Linked DNA regions of Mus musculus: region 1 is linked to region 2. A link is a loop called in an ENCODE intact Hi-C map of the cell type or tissue named here. Cell type or tissue: left cerebral cortex. All regions are shown on one strand. Links, peaks and the distances in the headings refer to the core of each region. The heading gives the core; the rest is flanking DNA. Region 1 has its middle 14 kb from the start of H2-Q10. Region 2 holds the start of Psors1c2 (psoriasis susceptibility 1 candidate 2 (human)).

The links. Hi-C counts contacts between places; a loop is a spot of excess contacts. Peaks named below come from ENCODE experiments on the same cell type or tissue, not always from the same donor. Only the 100,000 strongest peaks of a DNase experiment are listed, where the experiment ranks them.
Region 1: it touches region 2 in a loop (6-fold over the local background); 7 of 42 quality-filtered maps call a loop at or near these places.

The regions. Positions count from the first base shown.
Region 1 is chr17:35,479,262-35,488,506 of GRCm38, reverse strand. No RefSeq gene overlaps it. Among named protein-coding and RNA genes, the nearest start is that of H2-Q10, 14 kb to the right of the region's middle. In left cerebral cortex, for the core only: a CTCF peak has its summit at 4,251 (motif pointing left); a DNase peak (open chromatin) is centred at 4,248.
Region 2 is chr17:35,529,690-35,538,934 of GRCm38, reverse strand. Psors1c2 (psoriasis susceptibility 1 candidate 2 (human)) reads right to left here and starts at 5,734. Exons shown (of 2, transcript NM_020576.2): 1 at 5,641-5,734; 2 at 4,288-5,036. The coding sequence starts at 5,695. The coding sequence ends at 4,684. Cchcr1 (coiled-coil alpha-helical rod protein 1) reads right to left here. Exons shown (of 18, transcript NM_001372297.1): 16 at 8,636-8,787; 17 at 8,377-8,491; 18 at 7,920-8,234. The coding sequence ends at 8,101. In left cerebral cortex, for the core only: CTCF peaks have their summits at 3,371 (motif pointing right) and 4,364; DNase peaks (open chromatin) are centred at 4,100 and 4,366; H3K4me3 peaks cover 287 bases; H3K27ac peaks cover 942 bases.

The DNA.
Region 1 (9,245 bases), core at 2,763-5,262, 50 kb after region 2:
TCTGCTTCCAGAAGGGTCTTTCCCCCTGCATATCTGTTGGCCATAGGCGTTACGCCGGCCATCTGAGCTCAGAAATAAACCTTTGAGACAGGCTGAAATACCTTATCTCCTGTTCAGGCAGGTGACCAGTTCACTGGTGGCTTCACTAGCCACACCCTGGATGAGGCTGAAAGTAGCCCTTGGGTTCAAGGTGAAGGTCACGGGCTCAGCTTCCAAAGTATGTATGTATGTAAGTATGTATATATGTATGTATGTATGTTTGTATGTATGTACGTATGTGAATGAATGTATGTATTGGTACTGCATGCATAGAGTGACTGAGGAGGTTGCTTGATCCCTTGGAACTGGAGTTACTGCTGGTTGTCAGCTGCTCATGTGAGTGCTGGGAACTGAATCTAGGTCCACTGCAAGAGCAGCAAGTGCTGTCTGTCAATCTTACAGCTCTCTCCAGACTGTCCAGTCCTCTAGGGCTTTGGATGTAGTTCTAAGAGCAAGATGGAACATTCCTGGAGGGTCTGGAGGGTGTATGGTCCAGGGTTCAAGACCCTCTGTACCCAAAATAGATAAAGAAAAAAATCTCTCTGAGAAATAAAAATTACTGATTTTAAATTTTATGTTTTTTTTTTTGGGGGGGGGGTGTTGTTTGTTTTTAACCTTTTTTTTTTTTTTTTTTTTTTTAGCAATTGTATCATTGTAGTGAAGAACAAAAGGGAATTGGAAATCAAATCCCTTTGGGAGAGTCAGGCTCAAGATTCACAGAATCCGGGGCTGGTGAGATGGCTCAGCAGGTAAGAGCACCCCACTGCTCTTCCAAAGGTCCTGAGTTCAAATCCCAGCAACCACATGGTGGCTCACAACCATCCCTAATGAGATCTGACTCCCTCTTCTGGTGTGTCTGAAGACAGCTACAGTGTACTTACATATAATAAATTAATAAATCTTTAAAAAAATTCATATTAAAAAAAAGATTCACAGAATCCTCCAGGCATAGTATAATCCCAGTGCTTGGGAGGCAGGGTAAGGTGAATCTCTGAGTTCGAGGCCAGCCTGGTCTACAGAGTGAGTTCCAGGACAGCCAGGGCTATACAGAGAAAGAAACCCTGTCTCCAAAACAAAACAAAAAATCAACCAACCAACCAAACAAACAAATTCCCAGAATCTTTTGCATGTCCTCACTTTGTGCACTTGGGGTGGGGCTAGGAAAGACTGATAAAGAGAGTAGTAGACCCAAGGCTTTATCTTGGTCCAGACCGAGGAAAGGCAGGGCCGGTATGAGCCCGCAGCAAGGGTCTTCTTCCATCTCCCTTTCTTTCTTTTTTTTTTTTTTTCTTCTTTTCTTTTTTTTTCTTTTCTTTTTTTTTTTGTTATTTTTTTTCTCCATCTCCCTTTCTTAGCTTTGGTGATGCAGGGTCTGGGCCAGTGATGGTCTCCTGGCACTAAGGTTTGTCGGAGTCCCTTGGTGGGTTTCGCGCCTGTGGCCCCGTCACAGCCCCACCCCCACCTCCTTCTGATGGGTGGGATTGCCTTTAACCTCCTTCCTCCGTGCCAAACCAGTTCCTGCAAAGAAACATCTCCCCATCCCTGCGGCCACAGTCCTCGATAATGTTGGGGGTGGGGTGTGCTGCCTGGTTCCCATCTGCGGCTTGGCTTGGCTGGTCCTTCTCCGGCATCTTTTTTCTCCTTGGCTCTGTAAAGTGAGGCCCTGGAGGGAGAGGAGGAGGAGAAGGGAAGGAAGGCTTGCTCAGCCCAGCGTCAACCCTTGAAACTTCCTGATTTATTTATTTATTTATTTTTTGGTATCATACTTTATATCAGAAATGAATGGTGGCCCAACTCTTTTTTTTTTTTTTTTTTTAAGATTTATTTATTATATGTAAGTACACTGTAGCTGTCTTCAGACACACCAGAAGAGGGCGTCAGATCTCGTTACGGATGGTTGTGAGCCACCATGTGGTTGCTGGGATTTGAACTTTGGAAGAGCAGTCGGGTGCTCTTACCCACTGAGCCATCTCACCAGCCCGTGGCCCAACTCTTAAGGCGAGGGACCATGAATTTGTGACCAGCTTGGGGCTTTACCTTCAAAGCAAAATGTGTGTGTGTGTGTGCGCACACGGGAGAGAAGGAGAGGGAGGGAGGGAGAGAGAGATAGAGATAGATAGAGAGAGACTCTTTTTACTAGTTTGAGTTGTCCACTTTTAAAGCTGAAAAAGACAAAGCAAACAGAAAAACAAAACAAACAACAAAACTAAACTGGAATTTCACAGGAAGTTAAAAACTGGGGCAGAGTATGTCAGTTTTTTTAGGTTCTTGAACTGCTGAGGGAGATTTATTTATTTGTTTGTTTGTTTATTTATTTATTTATTTAAAACCTGTTTCAGGAGATTTCTCTGAAGGCTGAAGGAGCTAATTCAATAAGAATTCCCTTGTCTAGGTCCCTCAGATAAAGAAGAATAGCAGAGCCTAGCCCAGTCACCAGAGCCCTGTCACCTCAGGGCACCTGTCTTCTGCTCTCACCAGGTCCACTTTGTTCTGGTTCGGGCTTCAGGCCAAATTCCTGTGGGAAGGCCTCCTCAAGGTCACAGACCCAGCATCACGCTGTGTCTTCACTGTGCCCTGCCTCTCAATGGCTGCCCCCACACTTCCTTTGTTTGCCTTGCTAGGCTTCTGTGTATTTACCAATCGATCACCTGTTGTCGGGAAGTGATTCCACACTGAAACAAGGGACAGAATTGGAGGAAGGTGATGGAAAGCCTGGTGTGGAGGCATGTCTGAAATCCCAGCACTCTTAAAAACAGAGGTAGGGGAGCCATTTAGTGGCCAGCTTGGTGCATAGTCAGACTTGACCTTCAAAATAAAATGTACACGCTTGCACGAGCTCTCTCTCTCATTCTGACACCACACACACACACACACACACACACACACACACACACACAGAGAGAGAGAGAGAGAGAGAGAGAGAGAGAGAGAGAGAGAGAGAGAGAGAGATATTTTATTTTTACACCTTTGTCCATTTTTAAAGCCTCCAGGAGACAAAGCAAACAGAACAAAAATGAAAAAATGAAAAATTTAAACTGGGATCTGGCTCACGACAGGTCAGGCTTTGGGGGCAATCCCCAGCATGGAGTCACAAGAACACAAAACACAACACACACACACAAATGCTAAAAACAATGTTTTTGCTTCATCCATTAAAGTTAAAAAATACTATTAAAAAGCTGAGTACCATGCTGGGCCTATGTCTGTATCTAAGCACTGGGGGCTGGGAGGCAGGGAACTTTGAGGCCAGGCTGGATTACAAGACGCACAGCACACAGACTGGGCAGTGGTGGCGCACACCTTTAATCCCAGCACTTGGGAGGCAGAGGCAGTGGACTTCTGAGTTCGAGGCCAGCCTGGTCTACAAAGTGAGTTCCAGGACAGCCAGGGACATACAGAGAAACCCTGTCTCGAAACAAACAAACAACAAAAACAAAACAAACAAACAAACAAACAGAAAGAAAGAAAAGGAAAAAGAAAGGGGGGCTGGAGAGATGGCTCAGGTTAAGAGTACTGGCTGCTCTTCCTGAGTTCAAATCCAAGCAACCACATGGTGGCTCACAACCATCTGCAGTGAGATCTGACACCCTCTTCTGGAGTGTCTGAAGACAGCCACAGTACTTCTATATAATAAATAAATAAATCTTGAAAAAGAAAGAGAGAGGAAGGAAGAATTCTCAAGTGAAGGTGCCTCCTACCATTTTAATAGGGATTAGAAAAAAAAGTTCTAATCCATCTCTCTTCACATATGGGCTAAACGGCAAAATAGCGCCGAATGTGGAGATTCCCACGAACAATCTCAGCACTTGGGAAGCTGAAGTAGCTTGGATTTGAAAGGAGCCTTCATCACATGGTGAACTGGGCCAGCCTGGGCTACAGGTAAGATCCTTTCTCAGAGCCCCTTCCTCCGGCAAAAGAAAACAGATGGGCTGGAGAGATGGCTCAATGGTTAAGAGCACTCGATGCTTTCCCAGAGTCCTCGAGTTTGAGTGTCAGCCCCCACAAACCTGTTCACTCCTGTTCTCTTTTCTGGCTTCTCAGGTGCACCAGACGCATCTGTGAAGGCAAAACACCCATGTACACAAAGTAATACAAAATAAAGTATAATTTTTATGATAAATTCAGTTTGGCAAAGAACAATTTGATCAACCTTTAAGGGAGTCTCCTGGAAGGACTCTGGGTGGCTTCCGCGAGCTCAGCGCGCCCCCTAGTGTCCTCTAGGCTCCAGCACACCGTAGGTAGAAAATACGGACGGTACTTTGGTAAATCTTTGAAGCCAATGGGCCAATTTTCAGTGTCACTATGGCCACCTTCTGATAACCGTGTAATTTGCTCATATCCCTCAAACTATCAAGGGTGAGAGGAGTCCCAGAGGCCCTCTGGTTACATCCTTTCCCTGACAGTTGCAACAGTACAAGGCCAACTGGAAGACCCCTAGCCTCTTGGTGTTGTCAGCTTCTGGTCATCTGGTTCTTTTGGGCAATCAAGAACACTGGCAATTTCCTGTGTTGTTGTTGGGGCCTCTCTGCTTGACAGCTCAACAGGGAGATGGCTGAGCCCTGGGACTGAGTACCCTTTTAAAAACTCCTGGTTTGGGAAATAGCCTTTTGTTTGTTTGTTTGTTTGTTTGTTTTTAGAGACAGGGTTTCTCTGTGTAGCCCTGGCTGTCCTGGAACTCACTCTGTAGACTAGACTGGCCTTGAACTCAGAAATCCATCTGCCTCTGCCTCCCAAGTGCTGGGATTAAAGGCATGCACCACCACTGCCCGGCAGAAATAGCCTTTTAAAAACAACATCACACTTAGTAACCCTGGTTGTCCTGGAGCTTGTTATACAATGTGCACCAGGCTGGCCTCGAACTCACAGAGATCTGCTTGCCTCAGCTTCCTGAGTGGGTAATTCTTCTTTTGAGAGATTTCTGTTCAGTGCCACGGCCCACTGTTTGGTTGGGTTGTCTACTTAGTGTTCAGTTTTTGAGCTCATGTGAATTCTGGATAGTAAGCTGTCAGGTGTAGTAGAGCTCGTAGAGCTCACTTTGTAGACCAGGCTAGCCTTGAACTCAGAAATCCACCTGCCTCTGCCTCCCGAGTGCTGGGATTAAAGGCGTGCGCCACCACCACCCGGCTCACAAATGATTTTTTAAAAGTACCTTTTTTTTTTTTTTTTTTTTTTTGAGATACAGTCCCACTGTGGAGTCCAGGCTGTCCTGGAACTCACTCTGTAGACCAGGCTAGTCTTGAACTCCTAGAGATCAACTTGCCTCTTAAAGTGGAAATTTCTGGTTTCTTTGGAGACTCAGTTAGGTTGAAAGATTCTCGAATTCCCGGCCCATGTACCAAATGAAAGACCCTCGAGGGAAGACCCTCACTCAGACACTCAAGTCCCGGGACAGCCGCGTACCCAAGAAGACACTGAGACCATACATAAAATGTAGAAGGTAAGATTTAATAAAGCAGCGACATGAAAGCACACAGACCAGAGCTCTGGGGTCGAAATAAAGCAGCAACATGAAAGCACACAGAGCTCTGGGGTCGAAACTCATACACCTTAGCACAGGGTAGAGGAGTCTCGACGACGACTCAAATTTTTCACAAGCTTTTAAAGGAAAAAACCACAAACTGGGAGGGGGAATGGGGAGGGAATAGGGGAAGTTTAACAACCACAAATTTACTCAACCAAAGAGTCATATCTTGTGTTTGGCAATACATCTGGCCTGTTGAAACATTCTGTGGTTGTTCCAGAAAATGTTTTTTCTCAAGTATGTTTTCCAGATGGGAGGGGGTGGGCTCCGAGGTGAAAGTTCATGTTCTCACAAGAGGCCAGTAATTTTTCATTCTTCATTCCCCACTTCTTCTTGTAAGTAATTCTAATCTTAGAATTTCAGAAGTCTATATCTCTATGTGGAGAATACTGCATTTACTCTATCTTTAACATGGGAACAAAAACAGAATAAGGTGGATTAGTAAACAGAACTAGGCAGGGACCCTTTTAGTGAGGCTTGAGGGTCTCAGCATGACGCAGGTGTACGTAGATCAGATCTCTGGCTGGAACTGGTGAGTTGTCCTTGGGGTACCTGGCTCGTTCACTGTAGCCAGTTGTGACCAGACTTTTTTCTGCACCACCTGCAAGCCTTTTAACTTAACATATAGATCATTATTATAACAACATAGGTTTAAACACATCATTTAAGACAGTGATGGGCACAGGAGCCCCATAAAGGATCTTAAAAAGAGTAAAACCGAATTAAGAGGGAGTATTTTCAGTTCTAAATAGGGCAAGGGGAAGGAGTACCAAGTAAGTCTGTGCCAGTCTCTAGGATTAATTTTGTCAAGGTCTGTTTAGAGTTTTATTTATTATTTCTATCTGTCCTGAGTTCTGAGGTCTGTACACATAATAAAATTTTTATTTGACCTCTAAATACTTGGCCACACCCTGACTTACCTGGGCAACAAAGGCAGGACCATTATCTGACACTATTGCTTTTGGCACTCCGAACCTTGGAAAATTTTTAATAATCTTCTTGATGACTATCTGAGCAGTCTCAGTTTTACAAGGAAAAGCTTTTATCTATCTTGAGAACGTTCACAAAAACCAGAAGGTATTTATACACATTTTTTTTTCAGTAAAGTCTATTTTTCAGTAGATGTCAGGTCTGTCTTCTCATGAGAGGACTAGTTTTCTTTTTCTTCAGTTTCTACTATTTTATACAGGGTTTCTTTTACCAGTCTTAATTTGTCTATAACTTGATAGTCTTCAGACTGTCAGGATCATTGCTCTTTAGGATGTCTGGGCGGTTAGATTTGCCATCTGATTTCTTTTAGCCACAGCATCTTAGGTCTTTTTCTGCAGATGTCTATATATATAGAGCTTGTATTAAAGCCACAAGTTTAGCTTTTTGGGCTGAAGTCCCTTTAGGGAGGCTGCTGGCCTAGATCACTTGCTTTCTGTCCACCACTGCACTGCTGTCCCCACCTTCCGCTTACCCTTAACCTCGAGGCTACTGCCATCCGTGTACCAGCTCAAACTCTCAGGCCAAGGCTGATCTGATCCTTCAGATCATTTCGAGTATGAGTTCCTTCTGCCAGAATGTCAGCACAATGATGAGTAGGTGAAGTCTCAGGCAGTAGTGAGATCGAGGATAGCAGGGGGAGCGAAGGTCACTCGTTCAGTCAACAAAAAGCTCTGACAATGTGTCCATCGGTCAGGGGAACAGTTGGATAATGTTTTCAAGAGCGTTAGTCAGCCATCGGTCATGGGGGCTGAACCACACTTTTTAGGACATGTGCCAAGTTTTGTCTCAGAGTCAATTTATCTGCGTCCTTGACTAGAAGCCACTATGTGCAGACAAGCAGGCCATCCTACAGCCACCAGGTCTAATTTCTTACAAGTATGCCACAGGTCTTTTTTTAGGGTCCCAATCTCTGAGTAAGAACTTCTTTGGCAATACCTTTGTTCTCAGTCACATCTAGGAGTCCCATAGCTGGGGATAACATTAGGGCAGTCTCAAGAGCATCTAAGGCCATCTAAGATTGTTCTTTATTTTTCTATACGAAGGGCTTTTATCTCTTTAACTCAGCAAAACTGGAATCCACAATCTGCAAAAGCCCGCAGTGCCCAGGAACTTTTTAGCTTGTTTTGCACTGGTCGGTGGAGGAGTATGAAACACAGTCTCTTTTTCTAGCTGCTTCAACAGGTAGGCCACCGGACTCTTTTAAGGACTCAGCTTCTGTGTTAGCACCCCTTTTGTTATCTCTTAAACACATTGATCTTTAGCCAAAAGCTTTCTTTTGTTGCCAGGTACTATCTAAGTTTTCTAGTTTCCCTGACTTTTGTGGCCAACATTTTATTTCTCTTATCTTTTTGTCTCACAGCACAGCTCTGATTCTGACTCTGGTCTCTGTCTTTGTCAGCCTCATGTTTCCTTAACTCTTCTTCTTGTCTGACTCTTATTTACTGGTTCTTCCTCTAAATATTTCTCATTCAGAGTATCTCTCTCATTTTAGACCTCTCTAATCTCCTTCATCTTTATTTTTACCTCTCTTCACTGTTAACCTATCTATTTGCCACTGTCATCTATCTCTCCTGAGTCTGCTGAAGATTTGCTTTTAGCTCACTTCTTTGCAGACCTCTATCCTTCCTTTGTTTTTCCTCTTCTGCACTTTCTTATCTACTTACACTAACTTTCTTACCAACTTAACCTGTCCTTCTCTTTGCTTTTGTATCTTCCTGTTACCTTGGTCAGATTGTTGGGATACTTTCTAGTCCCACAGAGACGAGACCCCCATCAGAGCCTGGCAGTTAGACTCACAGGTGCTCCTTACCTTGGACAGAAGCCCCAAGTGGGCGGATGCCTCCCTCACTGGAGCTTAGAACAGACTCACTGTCAGCAGCTCAGGGAGGGGTCGCCTTCTGAGATGAGGGAACTTTAGAGCAGAGACGGGAGTGCAGCTCTCACAGCTGGCTGTATCGGGCCACTCATATCTCAAAGTGAAAGCAGTTTTTCTGTTAACAAGAGACGGGATGCAAGGGACAGGGGAATGAGAAGCTGCCTGGGAACCTGCAGCGCTCTTGGCCGGCTACTCGAACAGCCTCCTCTTCTTTTTTTTTTTTTTTTTTTTTCAGCAGCCACAGCATCCAGGCCACTGACTTCTCAGGGACCACCCCTCTTTTGCTCCGGATTTCCGAGCTCATTTTTCCCTAGGCTCCAGGTCCATGGGCGGGACCACTGTGACCCGCTGGCTGCTCTCTGGAGTTGGAGTGGGAGGCAGGGCAGCTGTTGATCTGAAAGGAAGTGGTCAGCATAGGGATCTGACAGGATTTTTAGGCTTATTTCAGAAGGCATAACTTAAAAACAGTCGTCAGTCATCAGTCCAAGTCCGAACACAAAGAGACACAAAAGACACACACAGAAACCGTAAACCACAAACAAAAACAAGATAGTAACAGACAACATAGACGACTCACAAAAACAAACGTAAACAAACAAAATTACCAAGCGACAGAACCAGAGTCAGAGAAAGGGGAGTGGACACAGATTGTCCCATTTTTAGAAAAACAGTAGTCACAACAAGAGCAGACACGAGACTAAGACAAAAAAGAAACCAGAAGAATCAGATGGCCTCTCCAAGGCCGGCCGATTGAGACCCTCTGCACGAGGTGGGACTCGAACCCACGATCTCGTGACCAGACGCGAGGTGGGACTCGAA
Region 2 (9,245 bases), core at 3,269-5,768:
CTCTCTTTCTCTCTCTCTCTTAATTTCTTATAATTTTTTTTGAGCCAAGATCTCATGTAGCCCAAGATAGTCTTGAATTAACCCTTGATCCTCCTGCCTCAGCCTCCCATGTGTTGGGATTATAGATGAGAGTCACAACACTCTTTAGAGGAGTAAAAATTAAATTTTAATGCCATGAGCTTCAACTTCTTTTAGATTCTCTTCAACCCCAAACCCTAGTCACCGACTGGACTGATGCCAGATCACAGGGATGTATGGACTCCTGCCCTTTGACCTTTGCTAACCCCTGCCCTTTGAACTTTGCTAATCCCTGAACAAATTTGAGGAACTTGTAACCCCAACACTTGGAAGGCTGAAGCAGGCTGTAGGTCAGGGTTTCTATTGCTGAGATGAAACACCATGACCAAAAGCAACTTGGGGAGGAAAGGGTTGATTCAGCTATTCTTCCACATCATAATCTATCACTGAAGGAAGTCAGGAACTCAAGCAGGGCAGGGACCTGGAGGCAGGCGCTGATGCAGATACCATGAAGGAGTGCTGCTTACTGGCTTGCTCATCATGGCTTGCTCGACCTGCTTTCTTATAGAACCCAGGATCACCAGCCCAGGGATGGCACCACCTGCAGTGGGTGGGGCTCCCTCCCCATCAATCACTAAGGGAGAAAATGCCTACAACTGGATTTCATTTACTTCATTGCTGTCCCCTCCTTTCAGACAATTCTACCCTGAGTCAAGCTGACATAAACTACCCAGCACACAGACAGATTTCTAATTGAAGGATAGACTGAGCCACGTAGTGAGAGTTTATCTCAAAAAAGAAAGAAAGAAAGAAAGAAAGAAAGAAAGAAAGAAAGAAAGAAAGAAAGAAAGAAGGAAAGAAAGAGAAAAAGGAAAGAGAAAAAAGAAAAAAAGAAGAAAGAAGAAAGGAGAAAGAAAAAAGAAAAAAGAAAAAAAGAAAAAAAGAAAAAAGAGCCAGGTGTAGTGGTTCATATCTTCTTTAATCCCAGCACTCAGGAGGCAGAGGCAGGCGGATTTCTGAGTTCGAGGCCAGCCTGGTCTACAAAGTGAGTTCCAGGACAGCCAGGGCTACACAGAGAAACCCTGTCTTGAAGAAAGAAAAAAAAAAAGTCACAGAAGCTTTTTACAGACAGAAGCTAAGATATAAAGAAATTCTTGCAAACCTTTTAAGTTTTATTTTTATATGTATGAGTGTTTTGCCTGCAGGCATGTGTGTGTGCCAAATGCATGCATTGCCCATGGAGAAGAGAAGAAGGCGTCAGATCCCTTGAGCCTAGATTCGCAGGCAGTTGTGAGTCACCATGTGGGTGCTGGGAGTGGACTTTGATCCTGTGCAAATGCACCCAGTGCTCCTAACCACTGAGCCATCCTCCAGCCCTGCCTGTTAGCCATTCAGCCAGCGTGAGATTACCTGCTTCCTTGGATTTTTAGCTTCCCTCCTCTCCAGTCCCTGGAATTTCACTAGCGTGAGATAGATTTTTCATTGTATTTCTTTTTTCTTTTTTCTTTCTTTCTTTTTTTAATAAGAATTATTTATTATATGTGAGTACACTGTAGTTGCCTTCAGGCACATCAGAAGGAGGGCGTCAGATCCCATTACAGATGGTTGTGAGCCACCATGTGGTTGCTGGGATTTGAACTCAGGACCTCTGGAAGAGCAGTCAGTGCTCCTAACCGCTGAGCCATCTCTCTAGCCCCTCTTCTTTTCTTAATTCTCTCATGCAATACAGTTTCCCCTCCCACCACTTCTCCCAGCACCCAGCTCTGCCTCCCTGTTTCTCTTGAGGAAAGAACCAGGGATAAGAACCGAACACTGCATAGCAAGATACAATAAAACTAGACACAAACCCTCATATCAAGGCTGGGCAAGGCAACCCAGTAGGAGGGAAAGGGTCCCAGGAGCAGGAATAAGAATCAGAGACAGGGCTGAAGAGATGGCTCAGTGGTTAAGAGCACTGGCTGCTTGTTCTTCCAGAGGTTCTGAGTTCAATTCCCAGCAACCACATGGTGGCTGCTCACAACTATCTGTAATGCGATCCGATGCCCTCTCTGATGAGTCTGAAGACAGCTACAGTGTACTCATATAAATGAAATAAATAAATCTTTAAAAAAAAAAAAAAAAAAAAAAAGTCAGAGACAGACCTACTCCCACCAAGCTAAAACAACCACAACATATATGCAGACCCATGTGGGCTCTGTGATTGCCACTGTAGTCCTTGTGAGCCCCTATGAGCCCTGCTTAGTTCAGTCTGTGGGCCATGTTCTCTTGGTCTCCTCTGGCTCCTACAATTCTTCCTACCCCCTCTTCTGCAGGGTTCTCTGAGCGGGAGAAGGATCCAGTGGAGATCCTCAGTTTGGGTTCTTCCTCCACCTAATGTTTGGCTGTGGGTCTCTGCGACTGTTCCCATCAGCTGCTGTAGGGATGCGATTCAACTGCTGTCTTTTGTGCTTGTGGCTTTGATACAGGATCTCTCGCTGTAGTTTGGATTCCAGTAGGTGCAAGCCCATTGTATTTTTAAAATTAACATATATATACATATATGTATATGTTTATATACATATAAAATAATTATATGTGTGCATGTGTATGTATATATTTTGTCTGCATATACACCTGCACACCAGAAGGTGGCATCAGACAGTTGAGAGCTGCCATACAGATGCTGAGAATTGACCTGAACTCAGCACCTTCGAAAGAGCAGTGAGTGCTCTTAGCCACTGAGCCATCTCTCCAGCCCCTTCTTTGTATTTCTCTCTTGTCTTTTCCTGCTACTGCATATATCTGAGGGTCTTGTGGATCTTGGACTGTCTTCAAAACTGTTCTATGGCTGTGCATGCCAGGGAAGCTCTCTGCCAACTGAGCCACTCCCTTTTCTCTGCTGAACCAGGGTCTCCCGGATTCCAGATGGCATCTGACTTGATGTGCTGTTGAAGATGAACTTGAACTGCTGAACCCTCTGCTCTGCCTCCACTTCCCTAGTGCCAGCATTACAGATGTACATCACCATGACTGGTTCATAAGGCTTGTATTAAAGCAGGGCAGTAATGGCGCACACCTTTAATCCCAGCACTTGGGAGGCAGAGGCAGGCGGATTTCTGAGTTGGAGACCAGTCTGGTCTACAGAGTGAGTTCCAGGACTGCCAGGGCTAAACAGAGAAACCCTGTCTCGAAAAACAAAAACAAAAACAAACAAAAAAGACTTAAATAATTATTCAGCATTAAATTTATAGTACAACTATAAAACACAGATATTAAAGTTAAAAATACTAATTAGATATGGAAAACAAACTTTTTATTTATTTTTTTATTTTATGGAAGTACACTGTTACTGTCTTCAGACACCAGAAGAGGGCATCAGATTCCATTACAGATGGCTGTGAGGCACCATGTGGTTGCTGGGAATTGAACTCAGAACCTCTGGAAGAACAGACAGTGCTCTTAACTGCTGAGCCATCTTTCCAGCCCTGAAAAGCAAACTTTCATTGAAAATGCATCTGTAGAGGCTGGGAGGAGTCGGGTATGGTGATGCATTCTTTTAATCCCAGCACTGGGGAGACAGAGACAGGTGGATCTCCGTGTGTTGGGGGCCTGCCTGGTCTACACAGTGTCAGGACAGCTAGAAATACACGGAAAGATCCTGTACACACACACACACACACACACACACACACACACACACACACCCCAAAACAAAAAAACAAACAAAAAAGAAGCTGGGAAGAACTGTGTTTCTTTACTGGGCAGGTTCCAGAAGAACACCCTACCCAGGCTCAGTGTGGGCCAGAGGCCCTGTTCCAGAAGGACCTTGAATGCATCCAGAATGGAGTTCCTTAAAACAAACTGCCTAGCTGGGTGGTGGTAGCACACGCCTTTAATCCCAGCACCCAGAGGCAGAGGTAGGTAGATCTGTGTGTTTGAGTCAGGCTTGCTCTACAGATTGAGTTCCAGATAGCCAGGGCTACACAGAGAAACCTTGTCTCTAAAACAAAACAAACTACTCATACACCCTACGGGTTTACATGTACCACCTAGGGCAGACAAGCCACAGCCATTAGAGAGCGGCAAGCTTTCTCTTTCACAGGAACACCAGAGGAGCAAGACCATGGGTCTGCATACCCTTGTGATGTGAAATTACGTACTTAGCCCTCCTCCCTGCACAAGTGCAAGACAAAAAACACACACCATTTCTAGATCTCTGCAAGCTAAGAGCTGAGAGGAACGCGACTGAATATTTAAAAACCTAAGCAACGGTAAAAAAAGCAGACTAGATTCAGAAGAAAACGTGGCTTTTATTTTTCCATTGGAAGCACCATCCTGATCGACTGTCAGTTCCCAGCTAAGAAAACCAGGGGGCAGCAGAGAGCACAGAGCTCAGGCTCTGCCTAGAAGTCCAGGTCTAGACAAGCAAGAACAGGCTGAGTGAGGTAGGAGTGTGCTTTCTGCTGATCAAGAGAAGCGAAGGGACAACATAATGACTGAACAGGGACCACAAAGTGGAGGGAGGGGGGGTTGCAGAGCATAGACACTTCCAACATAGAACACAATTCAAACAGAGACTGAGGAAGGGAACTAAGGGATTAGGGAAAATTGAGATTCTAAGCGGGCAGCCAATGAAAAAGGTGGGCTTTGGTGTGCTCTGTGGAGGCTCACGTTCCCTAGGGTCCCCTATCTATACTCTTCCTGGGGTGGGTCAAGGTCTGGCTCCTCCTGAGATTCATGGTCCATCTCAGGGGCAGGAGGCCAGGGGTTTTCTGGGGGCTGGGTTCCTGCTGGCCAGGGGTCATCAGGCAGAGGAGGTTTAGGGGGATCAGTGCTTGGGGGCTTTGGGGGCCAGGCACCACTGTCAGGAAGATCTCTCCAGGGACGGTTGGAGCCTGGAGGCGGAGGTTCATCAAACAAAGGAGGCGCCCCAGGCCAGGGATCACCAGGGATTGGGGGTCCCAGAGGCAATGGTGGGGAGTCCTCCTCTTCGTGGGTGTCTGTAGATCCGGGAGAAGGGTCGCCATTGCCTGAAATGCCTGTAGAGGAGGAAGGAGAATAAGAGATACAGTCGCAGAACACTTCCCACCCAGCTTCATACCCAAAGGTTGAGCCTCACTTAGACTAGCACAGCCTGAGCCCCAAAACAGATCTCAGAGTGACCCCCAAAGTGCTCTCCATACATTTCCCAAACACTGAGGCCATCTTCACACGGTGTGAAAGCCCTAGGCTCATCCGGACCACTGACACGATCATACTTCCAAATGGTTCTCTGTTCAACCTTGGTTGGGATACTCCACTGGAACCTCCCCCAGGGTGGTCTGCACTGGAAGTGGTCTTGGCCCCACCTGTCACTCAGGCGCCATCTCTGTAATAACCAGCCCTCAGTCCCAGTGACTCCCTAGGCCTGGTGACTCCACACAACTCTATCGCATCCCTCCACCTGACCCAGCAACATATTCAGAATCAAGGTGCCCCTGCCTGCAATCCCCTGAGCTTCCCCACTAAGGACACTCCAAGAATCCCTTCTGCTCTGCGTTCCTCTTACTCCTTTCCTCCTGGGGGCGTCCCCTCCCTAAGGGTGGGTCATTTCGACCATCTCCATCACCCCAGCTGTGCTCCTGGCCTATTCTGACGACTCACCTCCTGCACACAGGCAAAGGACCAGCAGGCCTAGCAGCTTCCAGGTGAGCATCATGGCTGTCTACTGGCCCCCAAGGCGGGGTGCTCCGAGTCTAGGTGCTTGAGAACCTAAGAGGCTTTATAGCAGAGGAGGTAGAGGGGGTGGCCAGTCTGTGGGGAGGGGCCAGCTCAGCACCCTAAGGAATCCCTACCAGAGCCTAACTGGTCAAACCCGTTTACAAAGAACCTGCCAGTAAGCATCCCTCTTTTCTGTCCCCCAGTCCCGGGGGCCGGGGGCAGCCGGGTCTATCAGTGACCCAGACCCCAGGAGGCTCCACCCTTGTTTTCACACCTCCTCCATCCACACCCGGCAGGAATCAGGACCCACCTGTCATCTTTATAATCACAAGGAAGGCTACCTTTCATCCGTGATAGTTATTGGAAGCCACAAAATGGGGGCAAACCTCGCGTGGGGAAGCTTGGTAATTAGAGGCAGAGGCGGGACGCCTGGGTCAGAAAGCACCCTCTAGACTGGCATCTCAGCCTCGGAGCTCCGTCCCCCCACTCCCCTCTGGACCATGCTCTCTGGCATGTCACCTCAGTCAGTCACTGGGAACTTCCCAGGCAGTGACATCTAAGGAATTCCAGGGGGAGCCACCTGGGTGACGCGGGAAGCCAGGATATCCTGGTTCCTGACCCCATGCAGAGGTGACTGCATCAACACCAAAGACTCAGGAAGAGCTCCCCTCCCCCACCCCTGCCCTTGTAACCCTAGAAATCTTCCTTCTTCAGGATGGCCCTGAGCATCAGGGTCCTTAAGACACACCCACCACCACCACCACCACCACCAAGAGAGATTGCTTCAGAAGGCTTGAGAGTGTCTGGACTACAGCTCCAATCCCCACACATCTGTCCCCACCTGGTCGGTTTGGGATTCTACTTATGGCTGATCAGGGAAACTTGGTTTCCACTTGATAGCCCTGGCCCCAGAGCATCCATCTTGATCCTGGACCATCTCCCTCAGGCTCCCAAGGTTTTAACCCATTGTTACTCTTCCTCCCTCCTCTCACACACAGATTTTTTTTCTTCTTTCCTTTCTTTCTGGTCTACAGAGTGAGGTCCAGGACAGCCAGGGCTACACAGAGAAACCCTGTCTTAAAAACCAAAAAAAAAAAAAAAAAAAAAAAAAGAAAAGAAAAGAAAAAGAAAATGTGAGTGTTTTACATACAAGTGATGCACAGGGAGGTCAGAAGGCATTGAATCCACCAGAACTGGAGTTATAAACAGTTGTTCGACTCCATGTGGTTGTTAAGATTTTAATCTAGATCCTCCGGAAGAGCAGCCAGTGCTTAGGACCACTTAGCCATCTCTCCAGTCCATCCCAAAGCCCTTCTGGAACTGTGCCCTGCCCCTGCCAGGAACCCCCTGCCGTCCATCACAGTCTGGAACTGTGCCCTGCCCCTGCCAGGAACCCCCTGCCGTCCATCACAGTCTGGAACTGTGCCCTGCCCCTGCCAGGAACCCCCTGCCGTCCATCACAGTGGCCCTGGCCTAGGACAGCATCTGCTGAGATTCCTTGAATGTTGACTGTTTAGTATCTTGCTCCAGGCATTCATCAACACCCAAAGAAAGTGAGGACAAAGGAAACTTGGTCTGGGTAGCAGTGGCACAGGCTTCTAACCCCAGCACTGGGTGTGTGTGTGTGTGTGTGTGTGTGTGTGTGTGTGTGTGTGTGTTTGAGTATATGTATGTGTGTGTGTGAGTGTATGTGTGTGAGGGTGTATATGTGTGTGTGTACGTGTGTGAGTGTATGTGTGTGAGAGTGTGTATGTGTGTGTTGGGGGGGTGCACAACACAATAGCAGGCAGATCTCTGAGTTTGAGGGCAGCTTGATTCAAGGAGTGAATTCTAGGATAGCTAGGGCTGCACAGAGTTCCTGTCCTGGAAAAAAAAAGGAGGAGGGGGTAGACAGAGAGAGACAGAGACAGAATGAACTTGGGAAGCAGGGGCAGGTGGGTCTCTGAGTTCAAGGTCAGCCTGTTCTACATAATAAGCTCTAAGGCATCCAGGGCTACTAAGTCTCAAAAGTCAAAACAAAAAACAAATAAAACCAACAACAAAATCAAACCAAACCTGGGGTGGGGGAGGGGGCTTGGGGTGTGGGGGTGGAGGGCTTCTCAGAACACTTCCAGGGCAGTTAGGAAAGAGATTTGGAAAGAGGCGCCCGAAGGGCAGGGGTAGGAGGACAAGCTTCTCACAGCCCCTGCCTCAGGAGCCGGCTCAGGGGAAATCGCAGTCTCTCAAACATCTCCAGGCAACACTATTGCCATCTTTATTCATTGCAGAGTTTGAATTTGGTAGAAGCTGGGGTTCCAAGGCTTGCTGGGGGGCAGGGCTAGGCTGGCCCCCACCCCATTTCCTCCGACCCAACCCTCCTGGGGGTCCAGCTTCAGGCTGGCTTCATTCTTCCCCCTGGCAGCTCTAGCTCAGCAGTGGATCTGAAGGAGGGTTCTTGGTTTTCTTGGTGTTCTGGTTATCTTCCACACAAATATCTTCATCTCTGGAAATGGCCTCGCTCAGGCCTTGCAGGTTATCAAGCAGGACGGTCAGGGAGCCTGATAGAAGAGACATCATGGGGTGCACACCGGGGTGAGAGCAGGCTGCATGTTGCCCAGGGCACGGGGCTGCACTGGCTAGGAGGCCCTGAGGGAGATTCCTGGGCACTGGCAGCACAGATTAAAGGCCAGTGTATTCTACCTTTCACAGATTCCTTGCACGAAGCAGCTGCCGGAGACTCAGAGGATGAGGACTCCACAGACCGGGGGCTGCACTTCTTATTCACTCCCGAGGGAAGCACTGCTAACAGGCGCTGCTGCTTGTAACAGAAGAGGAGACCCTCCTGCTTCAAGGTGGCCTGGGGAGGAGAGGGTGAGCCGGCCGGCCCAGGCCAGCCACCCGCCCCTGCACACCTTACTCACCCACCAGCTACCGTGACTAGCTCCCTGCTGTCCCCTACCAGCATCAGGTTCTTGTCCCTCTCCAGCTCCTGCACACGCCTCGTCAGCCGCTGACCCTCTTCCTTCCGGGCTTCATCCTGCAGGCGCCTGAGCTCCTGGTTGCGCTCCTTTTCCTGAGTGGCTTTGTGCTGGATCTGGCGCAAGGAAACCACTAAGGAGATGGGAGGGGGTTAGCCCAGAGCCCCAAAATGAGACTTGAGCTCTCAACTCTGTCTCTCAGGGACTCTTCCACACCACGGGTGGGCTGATGTCATGGGATCCTGAGCTCTCTGAGCCCTAAGTACTATCTCCATCCCTGATGCAAGCTCCTTAGGCAAGATGTGGACAGGGGCGCCGGAGTCACATCTCCTATAGTTAGTGCTCATGTGACCTGTTGATGTTGTTTTGAGACAGGTTTCCCTATGTTGTCCAGGCTAGCCCTAATCTATCCTGCCTCTTATTTTCAAGTGCTGGAGTGACAGGCAAGTGCCACCATGTGTGGCTAGGGCTCATGTTCTTACGACGCTAGGTATCACGATTAGATAATTTTCTGGCTGTGGGGTGTGCAGCTAAACCATCATGTCTGCTGCAACTTACACAACTCGAATGCCTACTCGTGTAACCATGGGA